Linked DNA regions of Homo sapiens: regions 1, 3 and 4 are each linked to region 2. The links are chromatin loops, found by intact Hi-C in ENCODE. Cell type or tissue: PC-9. All regions are shown on one strand. Each heading gives the region's core, and the rest is flanking DNA. Links, peaks and the distances in the headings are about the cores only.

Region 1 (4,033 bases), core at 805-3,304, 130 kb after region 2:
TGCTGATAAATTTGACAAGTTATTCAAAATGAAAAAACTTTTTGAACACATAAATTATACAAGATAAAAAAAAAACTGAATAGCCCTTAATATAGCAATGATATAATCCACAAGTAAAACTTTCACGCGAAGAAAGCTCCAAGCACAGTATCATAAGAGAATTTTTATAAATATTGAATGAAAAATCAATGTTATATGTTTTTCAGAAATTTAGTATAATCTTCCTAACTCATATTATCAGAAAAGTATTATTTTGTTGCAATAATACTAAAACAATATTTTAAAAAGTGAAATTGTAGGCCAATATTTCTTATGAACAAAGATACAAAATTCCTAAAACATATTATTAGCACATTGAATTTAGTGATAAGTAAAAAGGATAACACATCATGACACAAAGTGATGCATGATCCAGCAGCGCCAGTTTGGTTTAACATAGATTGAAAATCATCTACTACAATTCAGTAGACTGACAAAATTAAAGACAGCAACAATATTTGAAAAAAATTATAATTTTTTAATTGTACAGACTAAGTCCAAAAGGAATTTTCTTAATCTAATAAAGAGTATCTGCAGAACACTGTTATCTAATGTAGTAAATGATAAAATATTCCATCTCCTCTCCATCATCCAATTTGGAATTGCAATTGAGATGCCAATTATCTTCATTTCTATTTATTATTATATTGGTGGTTAAAAGCAGTGCAATAAAGCAACAAAATTAAATAAAATACGTAAAATTGAGAAAGAAAGAAACAAAACTTGCATTATTTATGAATGATACAATATATGTAAAATATTCAGAAATATCAGACAAATTGAATTAAGAAGTACATTTACCAAAGTTCAAGGATAGAAGGTCAATATACATAAATCAATTTTATATGTATATTCCAGAAAAGTAATAGCAAGTGGAAAATGCATTTAAACATATAAAATCAATTATAATAACGTCAAAGAAACATTACATTCCTAGAAATAAATCTGGCAAAACACATGGGAGAAGACTGTTCTGAAAGCTCTAGACATTAGGAAGATATTTTAAAGAACAAAAAATTATAATATGCCATGTTCACTGATGATAAAACACAATATTCTAAAGATGTAATTTCTCCCAAAATGAATGAATATATTCAACACAGTTCAAAATCTCTGCCAGTGTGTGTGTGTGTGTGTGTGTGTGTGTGTGTGTGTGTGTGTGTGAAAACTGACCAGGGGAAAATAAAATGTACCAGGAAATATGAAGTCATGAATACCCAAAGCAATCACGAAAATAAAAAGTAAAAATGGACCACTTCCAGATATGAAGATCTATTATAAAGTAATACTAATTAGAAAAGCATAGATGAAATGAACTATAAAGTTGAATAGAGAGCCCAGAAAGAGACCTAATCATATACAACTCCATGTAGTGTAATAACAGTGACAATGCTTATGTGAAAATCAATTTTCGACAGAATGCAGATCAAGATTTAACATATGAAACAGTAAAACATTGAGAAAAAACACAGAAGATTTTTCTAGTTGAGCCTGAGGTAGGCAAATATTTCTTAAGCAAGACATACAATTGCTGACCAAAAGAAAAATAATTCATAAAATGAACAATATTATACTCACAGAACTTCTGTTCCTCAAGGTATACTTCATGGTGAAAGGGCAACCCATAGAGTGGGAGGTGCTGTTCACTATATATTCATATATATGATACAGAATTCTTAATTGTAATGTATAAGGATCTCTTTCAAATTAATAAGATAAAGTAATGCAACTCATCATTAGTCATCAAAAAATGCAAATCAAAAGTAACATACTGTATTTATATACAACCATCAGAGTGGCTGAAATGAAATAGATAATGCCAAACTGGTAAGAAATTAAAGTATCAGAGGCTTCAAGTGAAGGGGTATATAGAAGTATTTGTACAATTCACAAAACCCTTAGGCAGTATTTACTAATGCTGAACACATGCATAACTTGTGACTCACTCCTGGGTACATCACCAAAGCAATGGCCAGCAGATTTCTCAGCAGACTATCGCAAGGACAAAAAACCAAACACCTCATGTTCTCACTCATAGGTGGGAACTGAACAATGAGAACACGTGGACACAGGAACGGGAACATCACACACCGGGGCCTGTTGTGGGGTTGGGGGAGGGGGGGAGGGATAGCATTAGGAGATATACCTAATATTAAATGAAGAGTTAATGGGTACAGCATACCAGCATGGCACATGTATACATATGTAACAAACCTGCACATTGTGCACATGTACCCTAAAACTTAAAGTATAATAAAAAAAAAGAAAAAGTAAATAAATGTCCAGCATGCGCCTGCTAAAATGTTTTTTATGGCACTACTTAGGCTAGTCCAAAATGCCTATTAACAACAGACTGAATAATAAATGTATGTTCATTCAGCAGAATACTATCCAAAAATAATAATATGTATCTTACGAGTACACAAAATATAAATGAATCTCTCAAAGAAAATATTGTTCAAAGGTGCTAGACACAAAGGATTATATTTTGTATTATTTTGTTTACATAAAATATTCAAACTAGAATGACAAACTTATATCTTCAAAAGTCAGGATAGTGTTTATCTTTGCTGGTGGGGAAAAGTGACTGGTGAGTGGAAGAGTACAAAATAGTCTTCTGGGAATTTGCCAACATCCTGTTTTTTAAGCTAATTGATACATACCCAGGTGTGCTGAATTACTCATTTATGATGCAGACACTTTCAATTTAATAGCTTAGCCAATTAAGTTATCTCTGTCCTGGTACAGTGTGCTTTCATTATTGGTTTTGCCCAAATATTAAATATGGACATATAAATCATGTCTATTAATATCTCTACTATGTTTGATATGTATATGCTCAAAGACTTCTAATACTGTAATATATAGATGGTGGTTGCAATCTTTGAGGTGGCAGAAATCACCCAGAAAGGAATAATACTGTAAAAAAAGAAGCTCAAGAACTAATTCCTTGGAAACAGCAGGGAGGCTAGAGTTTAGTCCATAACTATAACTAGTGCTTTTAAAAGAGACAGCAACATCAAACAGAGACAAGCCATACTCAGGTAACGATGAGAAGCTTCAGTAACCATATTCCAATAAGTTAGAGAAAGAAAAAGGAAATTCTTAATTCTACAATTATCATCTTTAGTTTCTGTTCAACCTTTTCCATCTGCCATGTCTTATTTCAGAGCTAATTGAGTGTCCAATTTTCCATCTCATTATTTCAATCCACCTTTCTGGAGAGTATATAAAAACAAATGCATAATCAATTCATTGCCAATACTCAAAACTCTTCAAATATTGCTCTGTTGCACATAGGACAGAGTACAAATTGAAATCCGTTAGATCAGTTCAAGAAGTGTTTCAGTATTTGGCCTTTACTACACCAGGTAGATTAACGGCTTGTCTTATATTGCTCTCACATACAGATTACATGATTTTGGCGTAAGAACTACTTACATTTAGATCAATTGTGTATTCAATGAGTTTATTCTTTCTGACATGAGGCCTGCCTTAAGACAAGTGTCAATTCAAGGCTCATCTTCCTGACAAAGCTTTACCAGACCTCATTTTACAGCACTCCACATTGCAGGTAATACTGCAACACTGATCACTGTTCATTCCACTAGATTTAATATTTAATCCTCAGTCTCCAGATTTCAAAAGTCACCTTTGTATCCTGAGTTTCCAGCTCTATATCTGGCACATGGGAGGTTAAATGTGCCTCAGTTTAGTTAGGATAGGTTTGGCTGTGAGAAAGACCTAAAAATTGTGGCATAAACAATACAGACATTTTTTTTCCTGACATGAAACATTTGAAGAACGGTAATGGGGGTTGCTGTTACGGTTGCTTAGTTCTATGTCCTCTCAACCCCTTGTAACTTCTCTGTTGCATGTGGCTCCCATTCACAAAGTTATTCTAGGATTCAGGAAAAGAGAAAAAGGCTCTTTAAATTTCATTTAAAGGAAAATATCACAAGTCCTCACAGAGCGTTTTCATTAAAACTCCATT
Region 2 (4,033 bases), core at 1,067-3,566:
CATTTCTTTGATAAACATTCAGAGTCCTTTCTTCTAACCATTTTGCAATATACAACACAATATTATTAACCATAGTTACCCTTGTATGCAATAGAACATCAGAATTTATTTCTTCTATCTAACTGCAAGTTTGTACTTCTTGACAAATCTTTCCCTATTTCCCCCTCTCCCCTGATCTCCCCAGCCTCTGGTATCCACTATTCTATTCTCTACCTTTATGAGATAAACGTCCTTAAATTCCACATATGAGTGAGATCATGCGGTGTTTGTCTTTCTATGCCTGCTTATTCCACTTAACATAATGTTTGCCAGGTTCATCCATGTTGTTGCAAATGACAGGACTTCATTATTTTTCATAACTGAATAGTATTGCATGGTGTATATATACCACATTTTCTTTATCCATTTATCTGTTAATAGACACAGGTTGATTCTATACCTTGGCTATTGTGAATAGTGCAGCAGTAAACATGGGAGTGCAGGTATCTCTCCAACATACTGCTTTCATTTCCTTTTAATATATACTCAATAGTGGGATTGCTGGATCATATTGTAGTTCTATTTTTAATTTTTTGAGGAACCTCCACATTGTTTTCCATAACAGCTATACTAATTTTCATCCCCACCAGCAGTGTATAAGTGTTCCTCTTTGTCCACATACACAGCAGCATTTATTATTTTTTATCTTTTTGATAATAGCTGTAGGTGGGAGGATCACGAGGTCAGGAGTTCGAGACCAGCCTGGCCAACGTGGTGAAACCCTGTCTCTGCTAAATATACAAAAATTAGCTGGGTGTGGTGATGTGCACCTGTAATCCCAGCTACTCGGGAGGCTGAGGCAGGAGAATAACTTGAACCTGGGAGACGGAGTTTGCAGTGAGCCGAGATAGCACCATTGTACTCCAGCATGGGCAACAGTGCAAGACTCTGTCTCAAAAAAAAAAAAAAAATAGCTCTTCCGGTTGAGGTGATGTGATATGTCACTGTGGTTTTGATTTGCATTTCCCTGATGATTAGTGATGTTGAGCATTTTTTCATATGCCTGTAGGCCACCTGTATATCATTTTGAGAAATGTCTATTCATTTCTTTTACCCAATTTTAAATTGGGTTATTTGTTTTTATTTATTTTCTGCTACGGAGTTGAGTTTCTTGTATATTCTGAAATATTAACCTCATCAGATTTATGATTTGCATACAATCTATTTCACGTCATAAAAGTATTTTTACCTACTCAAACTCTCATTTTTTCCTTATATCCTTGAACGTACTAAGCAGTTACTCAAAAGACTGTTACAGTTAGCTTTAAAATGGGGATATTCTGTTATTCTGTTGCTATAATTTGTTATTCCTACTGTTTTACCTTAATTTTATTATTTCCATATATATGCCTGGCTATGCTCTATTTTGTGCCATTGTGTTTGCAAAATTGTTTGTAGAATTATAATGCAAATGAGGGTGATGATCTGTTCCTCCAGAGAGGGTTTGCTTTGACTTCAGCCAGGCAACAGCAATCTGGGATTACTTCAATTTCATTTCATGGATTGAAATGATTCAAATATGAACGGCAGCTTCTGCCAGAACCTATATAATAAGATTTCTACTTACTCATAATTGTTATCCATTCATTGTCCTCCATACTCTAATTCCTGCCCCCCTAGCATCAAGAGGCCATCAAAGTACTATCAGCTTTTTAGCCTATAAGATGTCCTTCTGAAATAGTCAGATGCCCTCAAAGGAAAATCAGCCCCAAATACTAGGCTCATTTTTATAAATATATCTGTTTTTTTTTCTCAAATCATGACCCTTAAATTTTGCTATATTTTGACTTACAAAATGCTGTCAAGGAAATTTATTTTTATACTTTGTATGACTTTTCTATTTTTCCTCATTAAGTGAGTTGGCCTGAAACATTAATTTCATCTTGTTAGTCCCTCCCACTGCAACATGAGTGGACAGACAAAAATGATGAGAAAAGAAAGCCACCAGTTATTTATATAACTGATATTTGCCTATCTATTTATACACAGATAAATATGTTTTATATAACATATGGTTTAAAACAAACAGATCAAAATGTCTTGGAAGAGGAAGAAACTGTGCAATTTCTCTTGAATGAAAGGGCAAGTAACATTTCTAGAAATCCATGACAGTACTATAATAAAAGTGCATTCAAGAAACAAACAAATAAGAATATAATTATTTTAAGTTAAATTTATAGTAACATGAAAACGTAATTGAAACTGTGAGAGATGAAGTTGGAATATTTTCCCAGAAAGACAGCAAAAGACAATAGAAAACAGGGAAAAGTTGATCCAGAAGAAAAACATTAAAAATAGATCATAAATATGGAGAGGGCAAAATAATAATAATTCAACTTCTGTTTTTAGCTCAGAGAGACAAAATGCCAGAAAGAGCTTCACTTGTAAACTTACAAGAAAAACTAGACAGACTGCAAATAAACAGCTTCTCTTGAATCTAGCAGAAAACTGAGCACATAGGGCAAACAAACAATGTGAAGTAGGGAAGTGAGTCATGAAAAGCACCTGAATGCAAAAACAGGCACTGAGCATTTGCTTATCTTGGACAAATGCCAATGAATGACATACAAGACAAAAAGTAGTTTCAAGTGGAAATTATTAATGAATTGCAAAAGGCCAAGTATGGGCTAAGGTGAAAGTATAAAACCCCTGGGAGAGATAGTCATGGCAGGTTTCACGTACTCCTGCAGGCTTTTTTCTTTAAGAACCCCTCTCCCCAGGCCCTTCTCAGATGTTCACAGGGAAGATGAAGAAGTATCCTCAGAAAGCTTTTGCCATAGTGTTGACTGGAGAGTGGAATAACAGTCATCTCTAAAATTCTATCAAGAGCCACTATTATATATTCCCTAGTCTGTATGGCAGAGTTCATTAAAATACAAAGCCTGAAGGCACTGGCGGAAACCCACTGCCACTTGAGGAGGGGAACGGAGAAGAAGAAATTAAACTGTACTTTTTGAAGAGGAACACAGATACATGTTACACCCAGCATTTCATCTGAAGGAGGAGCCAAAACACTTAGGAAGATGCAATACTCCTGAGATTCACTTTTTCAGTGCCTTCATAAGACTAAGACCTACATAGTGCATCGGAAAATGCACCCCCCCACCAGCTCACAAAACGACACTAAAGTATCAAAAAATCAAATCAAAGCAGCAATGGAATACAGCGGAAAAATACTGCAAGGGACAGATCACTCCAGGGACTGGCACAGAGTTAAGACAAAACCTAAGTGTCAGAGACAAAAAACAAGACACACGGACACACTTACACACACACATACACACACACACAAACACAAATACAGATACCAGAATATGCTTGCCTATACAACATGTCAAAATTTCAGCTGAAAATTATGAGGCATAAAAAGGTGAGAATAAATATAATATTGAAATACAAGGCAATATAAGAATCAGGCTCATATGTAAGACATATGGCAGGAATAAAGAAAACAAGTTTAAAATAACTATGAGAGGTTAAAGACTCTATTGAGGAAAAAAACAAACAACATGCAAGATCAAATAGATTATTTTAGCAGAGATATGTAAACTAATAAAAACTCAAGTAAAAATGTTAGAAAGTAGAAACACAGTAGCAGACATGAAGAAATCTCAGAGTCCAGTGAAAAGAAGTACAAAAGTTCCCAAAACTTGGGATATTAATCAAACTTTCCTAAACCAGACAGTGAGAAAATCTTAAATGTAGCCAGAAGGGGAAAATTACATGCTACATTCCAAAGAACAAGGATAAGAACTTCAACAGACTTCCTGTATGAAATCATGAGAGCAAGAGGACAATAGAAAGAGTTCTTTTACAGTGCTGAAAATTAAAACAAAATGAAATTTTTGAATTTTATACCCCGCAAAAATACCGCTTAAAAGGAATAAAGGAAATAAAGACTTCCTGAGAACAAAACATAAGAAATCTCATTAACAGAAGATCCATTCCATGAGAAATGTTACAAGAAGTCCTTCAGACAGAAAAAAAAAAATAG
Region 3 (4,033 bases), core at 853-3,352, 230 kb after region 2:
TAGAACATTTAAAATTTACTCCCTTAACAATTTTGAAATGTGCGATGTTATTGACTATGTTTATTGTGCTGTGCACTAGAACTCTAAAAATGGAAAACATATTCCTCCTGCTTCACCAAAATTTCATATCCTTTGACAGTCATAAACCCATTATCCCCACACCCCAACATCTATAACCACCATTCCATTCTCTGCCTCTATGAGTTTGATTGTTTTGGATACCACATATAAGTGAGAACATGCAATAGTGGTCTTTATGTGCCTGACTGATTTTGCTTAGAACAATGTTCTCCAATTTTATCCATGTTATTGTAAATGATAGAACTTCCTTCTTTTTTAAGGCTGAATAGTATTCCATAGCGAATCTATACCAAATGCTCTTTATTCATTTATCTATTTTGTTTTTGAGATGGAGTCTCACTGTCACCAGGCTAGAGTGCAGTGGTGCGATCTCAGCTCACTGCAACCTCTGCCTCCTGAGTTCAAGCAATTCTCCTGCCTCAGCCTCCTGAGTAGCTGGAACTACAGGCACACACCACCACGCCCAGCTAATTTTTGTATTTTTAGTAGAGACGGGGTTTCACCATGTTGGTCAGGATGGTCTCAATCTCATGAACTCATGATCCACCCGCCTTGGCCCCCCAAAGTGTTGGGATTACAGGTGTGAGCCACCGCTACTGGCCTTTATCCATTTATCTATTAATGGACTCTTAGGTTGATTACTTTCCTTGGCTGTTGCAAGCAGTGCTGCAGTAAACCTGAGAGTGTAGGCATCTCTTTGACAAATTGATTTCAAATATTTTAGGTAAACCAGAAGTGGGTTTGCTGGATCATGTAATAATTCTATTTTTTTTGTGTGTGAAAACTCCATAGTGCTTTCCATAATAACTGTACTAATTTACATTCCCACCAACAGTGTAGACGGGTTCCCTTTTCTTCACATCCTCACTAACACTTCTTACCTTTTGTCATTATGATAAAAGCCATTCTGATAGAAGTATGATTATATCTCACTGTAATTTTAATTTGCATTTTCCTAGTGTTTAGATTAACAATTACGTCAACATAGTTGTTTCCTTTGCTGTGCAGAAGCTGCTTAGTTTGATGTAATCCCATTTGTCTATTTTTGCTTTTGTTACCAACATTTTTGGAGTCAAATACAAAATATTGCTCAGACCAATGTCGTGTAGTTTTTCCCCTGTTTTTTTTCTAGTACTTTTAGAGTTTTTGGTTTTATGTTTAAGTCTTTAATTCATCTTGAGTTGATTTTTTATATAGTGTGAGGTAAAGGTCTAATTTCTTTCTTCTGCCTATGGAAGTCATATTTTTTCAAGACAATTTATTAAAGAGACTGTCCTTTTTCAATAGCGTATTTTTGGCACCTTTGTTGAAAGTCAGCTGATCCTACATGGGTGGGTTCATTTCTGGGCTCTTTATTCTGTTCCACTGGTCAGTGTGTATTTTTTTTTCCAATACCATGTTGGTTGTTTTAATTACTATGGCTTTATAGCATAGTCTGAAATCTAGTAATGTAATAACTCTTTGTTCTTTTTCTCACAAGTGCCTTGGCTATTCCAGGGTGTGTGTGTGTGTGTGTGTGTGTGTGTGTGTTTGTGTGTGTGGTTCCATAGTGCCTTTTGAAAAGGCCCCAAAGAGACCACTAACCCCTTTCATCATGTGAGGACACAGCTAGAAGGCACCATCTATAAACCTGAAAGTGAACTCTAACCAGACTTTAAATTTACCTTTCCCATGATCTTAGGCTTCCCAGCATCCAGAACTGTAAAAAATAAATGTATGTTATTTGTAAGCTACCCAGCTTTTGTTTTTCTTTTAACAGCAGCCTGAACATACTAAGATAATATCCAATAAAGTTAAACATGTGCATACCTTAATAAGCTAATTTTAATGTGTGTTCCTTGAAATTGTCAGGATACACAGATGCAAAACGTATTCTTACCCAGTTTCACTTTCTCCAGTTTAAGTTTACCACAGTCAACTGCAGTTTGAAATTTTTAAATAGAAAATTCAATAAATAAACAATTTGTAAGTTTTAAATTGTGTGTCATTCTGAATACCCTGAAGAAACACTGTACCATGTGATGATTCATGTCGTGGGTGTTTTGTCCCACCCGAGACATGAGTCATTCTTTCATTTAGTGTATCCATGCTGCGTACATTACTTGCCTATTAGTCATCCGCATCATCAACATCATCACAGCTCGATGATGCAGGATCACTCAAAGCAAATGATCTCTTTGTGACTATTGTAAGAAGGTGACTGGTAACCTAATGCTACAATGCCTACCTCATTCACCTCACTTCATCACATCACATAGGCATTGTGTCATCTCACATCATAACAAGGAAATATCTTATTATACTACACATCTAAGTGTGCAGTACGACAAGATATTTTGAAAAAGAGAAAGAGACCCCGTTCCCATAACATTTATTCATGTATATAATTATTCTATTTTTATTATTGTTCATCTTTTATTGTGCCTAATGTATAAATTAAACTTTATCATAGATATGTATCTACAGGAAAAAGAGTATATATAGGATTTAATACTATCTACAGTTCAGGCATCCACTGGCGGTCTTGGCAGGTATTCCCCATGGATAAGGGGGGAAGATACTGTATATAAAATTATAGATATAGATATAAATTTGTATGTATATGTATACCTTGGATTTTATATATTGTATATTATGAATATATAATATATACAGTCTTGCATAAAACTTAGTAAAATAATATATTCCAAATAAATCATAAATTGCATATTCTTATAAGCAGCATAGTACATTAATAACTTTTGGTATGTTCAAAGTATATGTTGGATTGCATGGAATAATGAAATACAGGAGCATGCTTCAGTATGTATGAATGATTTCACCAAAAATTAATCAATAATATAACCAGTACAAAACATTATTATAATATTTTTATAAACAGGTAAATGTGAATAATACATTATGTAGAAATACATTTGAGTCTGGTAAGCTGATATTAAAAAGCATGAAAATAATTATTTTGGTATATTGGTCATCTAAAGGTGGAGAGATGAGGTTATAATATTTATAAAAGCAAAGAATGAAATTTAAAATGTTTGTCAGTGTCCTATTTTTTAAGCTGTGTGTGGGGCGCGGACACAGGTATTTATTTTTATACAAACATGTATATTTCAAAATATGTTCATATATTCATAAGTATATATGATATTTTTCACAATTAAGATTGACATATTTAGCAACAAAGGATAATTTTTTATATAATTATGTCCCATGCAATATGTAGGTTACATTTATAGCAGTAATTTATTCATTGGTTATGCTAAATTCAAATGTAATGGAGCATTTTGCATTTTATGGTAACTCTACTCCCAGTAAATATTATACAAAAATCAATTAACTTTAGTTTATTGATCTTGTACGTGGTAACCTGATGAACTCTTGACTTATTTCTATTTCCCATTCACTTGATTCACTTTTGTTTTTCAAGATTTCTACCATGAATGTTCATCTCTTCTTTTCCAAATTTTATTCTTCTTATGTTATCTTTAAAGCATTGATTATTTCTGAAAGTACAAACTAAATAGTAATGCCAGATTTGATGACATTGTCTTGTTCTTCATGTGAATGGTAATAATTACTGTTTCAGCAAGAGTAAGATGTGCTTAATGAATAGAGGTTAAAAGAAAAGAAGCTCATAGTAAATAGCCTGAGTTGAAATGCCAAAGGAGACTCTATTGTAATGACATGGGCATGATGGTGGACAGCATTTGGGAAATATGCTGGGTGTTATACTGGTTTACCTGTAGTAGGTACTGGTTTACCTGTAGTAGGTACTGGTTTACCTGTAGTAGGTACTGGTTTGAAATTGAGTTGACTTCAAAAGAGGAAAAAAAAGAATATGGAAGTTGTGGTTTTGAATAACTGTCAATTCAAACAAGCATATGTGGTTCTTTTGACCTGTCATTTTTCTTAGTAACTCTGTAAAGAAACTTTAAATAGACAAAACACTTTT
Region 4 (4,033 bases), core at 870-3,369, 170 kb after region 2:
TCTTGCTTGAGGTTTATAAAGCTTCTTGAATCTAGTTTGACTTCTTTCATCATTTTTGAGAAAGAAATCCCATTCATTATCTCTTCAAATATTGTCTAGGTCCCATTTTATTTCTCTCCTTTTCTGAATGCCACTTAGACATCAATTAGACTCTTTAAACTCTATATCTCATATAGAGCAAATTATGATTTTGAGTTTCTCTTTGTAAAATCTGAACATGAACATATTTAGTGCACATGACAAATAGCTCTGATTATATGGACATATTTGGTTATGGTGTTTAAAATAACTATTATTGCATAAGATATTTGTTAATTTATACTAAAACATCTAGACAAAACATATATTTATAAATATTTAAAGTTCATATTCCAGATTTTTTATTCCTGAATAAAAAATACATATTTTTATGGCAAATACAAATTATTCAAAACATGTATTGGAAAATTTCCTTATGGTATACTCGCCAAGCGATAAAGACAAGCCATAAAATTTGTTTTTATCATTTTGCCAAAAACCTGTACTCCTTAATTTTAGTTCTTTTTCAGTTGGGGATATCTCAGAGGATGTTTCTAAACTATTTTAGAGGATTCAGTTAATAAAAATTTTTGTAATTTAAAAAAATTTGTATATTTATTTTATTAATGTAATATTAATTTCATTTCCATGATCTTGGAGATGTTACTTTATGTTTCTGGACTTCAGTGTTCTTATTTGAAAAATCATGGGTTTCAATCATTTGAATTCCTCAGCTCTAACATTAACTGGGATCTACAATACATTTATTTGCCTACTTTTGTACCACCCCATCAATTCTATTTACCTGAATATCTATTACTGTTGATCTTTCTAATTAGCTATCCATATGTACTGCACACACACTTTACATACATATGTAATATATAAATTCAGTCTTAATATCATCACTCTAATTTTAGTTCAAATTATCTGAACTAAATATTGTAAACATAACAGTAATTATTCAGTGTAAACATTATTATATAGTAATTATTACACTATGAGTAGCAATATAAAAGAAGATAGAATTATTAATAAAAATTTAACTTTATTTTAATTAATATACACTGAGGATTAGTAATACTTTACTACTATTAAAATATTTTTACGTGGTCTTCAGTTTCCTATATAAATTAAAAATATTAAGTCTATAACGTTTCTCAGTATATTTAGGTGCTTTGACAAATGACAGCACAGACTGCAAATGCAAACTATCAAACAGCTAAAGAAAATCTCTGAAAATTTCTGTGTTTCTTATTCAATTTTTTGTTTTCATTATAAAATTATTTCTATGTACTTCAATACAACTTCTATAAATTGCATTGAGAAATTTAAGATGCATATCACATGCTTCCATGTTCATTATTTTTGCTAGTTTCTACATAGTTTCTATCAAAATTGCAAATTTAATCACAGTTAGTCATTAAATACTGTTAAATAGACTCAGCATCTATCATACAGATGGAAAATAAATCTAATTTTGAAACTTTTTTATTACCTTAGGTCACATAATTAGTTTCTCTTAAAATATGGAAATAATAAACTAATATTATTGAAATTAACTTTAATGGAAGTCTTCTAAATTCCCGACACATATAAAAAATCATTATTCAATGATTTTAAGAAGTAAAAAAATTAAGCATGGCCCATGTTTTCATATGTTTAGTATATTTATTATCAATAGTAGCATCTATGGAAAATACTTGAAAATTATACAATCCTGTCTCCTTTTTTGAGATATTATAGGACATTTCGAGTAGTTTACATTATTTGTAATAGTTGTTCCTTGATTATTCCAGTAAATATACTCTACTTAATCCTTTTTACAGGTATTATGTAAAATGTATACATAGTATCTGTAAAATGCGTACATAATATCTGTAAAACATCTAAAAATCTAAACATGGGAATGTTTCACAGGATTTATTTTGCTTTGTGTGGCTTTGCTTCTTTGTATTAGCTAAGAGTTAATAAGTCACTCTGATACTCTATATCTCATTCCAAAAAGACTTTGCTCCGTGTTCAATATGACTCATTTTCACTTTCTGTTCCGCTTTTTTTTTTTTTTTTTTTTTTTTTTTGAGACGGAGTCTCCCTCTGTCGCCCAGGCTGGAGTGCAGTGGCGCGATCTCGGCTCACTGCAAGCTCCGCCTCCCGGGTTCATGCCATTCTCCTGCCTCAGCCTCCAGAGTAGCTTGGACTACAGGCACCTGCCACCAAGCCCGGCTAGATTTTTGTATTTTTAGTAGATACAGGGTTTCACCGTGTTAGCCAGGATGTTCTCGACCTCATGACCTCTTGATTTGCCCACCTCAGCCTCCCAAAGTGCTGGAATTACAGGTGTGAGCCACCACGCTTGGCCCACTTTCTGTTCTTTTTACTTGTTGAATGGAGCAATATTGCAATCTTGGCAGTTAAATAATTCACCAAACATATTAAGCACAAGTTCTTTTTTATGTATATATTCGAATTTTTTCTGCCTCTGTGTTAAACTATAGAACATCTTATTTCTAAGGCAAAGAGGCCTAAACTATAATCTGGAGCAATGTGTTTTCCAAATCCCAAGTGTTACAGCATCTAACAGAAATGTTATCCAGACTTTCAAACTCTTCATTTGTATAAAGGAAAATGAAATAAAATTAACATTTATTTTGTTTTCACCCTACAACAGGGATTGAGATTTCTTAGCATATTATTTAACTTAATGTCACAATAATTCTGCAAGATAAAAACCATTATAACCTCTATTTATTTATTTATTTATTTATTTATTTATTTATTTATTTATTTTGAGACAGAGTTTCATCCTTGTTGCCCAGGCTGAAGTGCAATGGCGTAATCTCGGCTCATTGTAACTTCCTCCTCCTGGGTTCAAGTGATCCTCCTGCCTCAGCCTCCCAAGTAGCTGGGATTACAGCTGCCTGCCACTCTGCTCAGCTAATTTTTGCATCTTTGGTAGAGACAGATTTTACCATGTTGGTCAGGCTGGTCTCAAATACCTGACCTCGGGTGATCCACCAGCCTTGGCCTCCCAAAGTGCTGGGATTACAGGCGTGAGCCGCCATGCCTGGCCTATTATAATCATTTTTAAAGATGAAAAAGGAAAAGGAAGAGAAGAAAAGTGTATGTGTATTCTATTGTTTCATTTAGCATTTAACAATGGATAATAACTGAAAATGAGAAAGTTTGCCTTGTTAGAAACAGTATGGTGGTGTTTCATTTTGTTTTGTTTTTTGCCTTTATTACACTCTGGGTTTGTCCTGGTGTTGGGATTTCTAGTTCCCTTTTTTACCTCCATCTCTTTCTTTGTCGAACTCTTAAAATTCATATGTAAAAAATTAGTGAAGTATTCTGCTCATATAATTTGGGTTGAATCATTTTTCATTTATTTTTTTTCCTAATGAAGAATAAATATGAGTTTTTATTATTTAATTGAGTAAAAAACATTGGTTCAGATTTACATAATATGTTACTTATTCAGTAGAAATAAAACATATAATACAAACTTCACTATTTTATATAGAAATACAGAGTAGAGTCATCCAGAACCCCCCTACAGATGCCAAATTTAATGCATGCTCAAGTCTCATATAAAATGATACAGTATTAGCACATAACCTATATATATCCTCCCACCTACTTTAAATGAACTCTATGTTATTTATAATACCTAATACAATGGGAATGCTCTGTAAATAGTTGTTACTGTATTGCTTTTGTATTTGTATTTCTTTTTATCATGTTTTTTCCCCAGATATTTTCAATTCACAGTTGGTTGAATCTCTGAATGTGGAACCTGTTGATACAGAGGGACAGCTATAGAATTCTGAGTCCAGAAAAGATAGGCTTAAATGAGTAAAAAATCTTGATATTTAAGTGTAAAAATAAGATATTTGTTGACTGAAATACCCTATTCTTTTTCCCAAATAAAAACATTATTATGTAAATAATCTTTTTACTATAAAATATTTCTTGAGTGTTAGTAACAGAGCAAAACTCAGAAGATAGAATAATC

The links. Hi-C counts contacts between places; a loop is a spot of excess contacts. Peaks named below come from ENCODE experiments on the same cell type or tissue, not always from the same donor. Only the 100,000 strongest peaks of a DNase experiment are listed, where the experiment ranks them.
Region 1: it touches region 2 in a loop (10-fold over the local background); 3 of 110 quality-filtered maps call a loop at or near these places.
Region 3: it touches region 2 in a loop (12-fold over the local background); 14 of 110 quality-filtered maps call a loop at or near these places.
Region 4: a loop joins it to region 2, with 2.4 times the contacts of the local background. A loop is called at or near these places in 5 of 110 quality-filtered maps.

What each region holds. Positions count from the first base shown.
Region 1 is chr6:141,419,518-141,423,550 of GRCh38, reverse strand. All of the region lies in intron 2 of LOC105378029 (a long non-coding RNA gene), which reads right to left. Among named protein-coding and RNA genes, the nearest start is that of GJE1, 710 kb to the left of the region's middle. In PC-9, for the core only: no CTCF peak of the experiment used is centred there; a DNase peak (open chromatin) is centred at 1,960; H3K27ac peaks cover 398 bases.
Region 2 is chr6:141,551,262-141,555,294 of GRCh38, reverse strand. No RefSeq gene overlaps it. Among named protein-coding and RNA genes, the nearest start is that of GJE1, 580 kb to the left of the region's middle. In PC-9, for the core only: no CTCF peak of the experiment used is centred there; a DNase peak (open chromatin) is centred at 2,544; H3K4me3 peaks cover 1,058 bases; H3K27ac peaks cover 2,495 bases.
Region 3 is chr6:141,324,785-141,328,817 of GRCh38, reverse strand. No RefSeq gene overlaps it. Among named protein-coding and RNA genes, the nearest start is that of MIR4465, 640 kb to the right of the region's middle. In PC-9, for the core only: no CTCF peak of the experiment used is centred there; a DNase peak (open chromatin) is centred at 2,197; H3K4me3 peaks cover 359 bases; H3K27ac peaks cover 1,286 bases.
Region 4 is chr6:141,379,324-141,383,356 of GRCh38, reverse strand. No RefSeq gene overlaps it. Among named protein-coding and RNA genes, the nearest start is that of MIR4465, 700 kb to the right of the region's middle. In PC-9, for the core only: no CTCF peak of the experiment used is centred there; a DNase peak (open chromatin) is centred at 2,036; H3K4me3 peaks cover 830 bases; H3K27ac peaks cover 409 bases.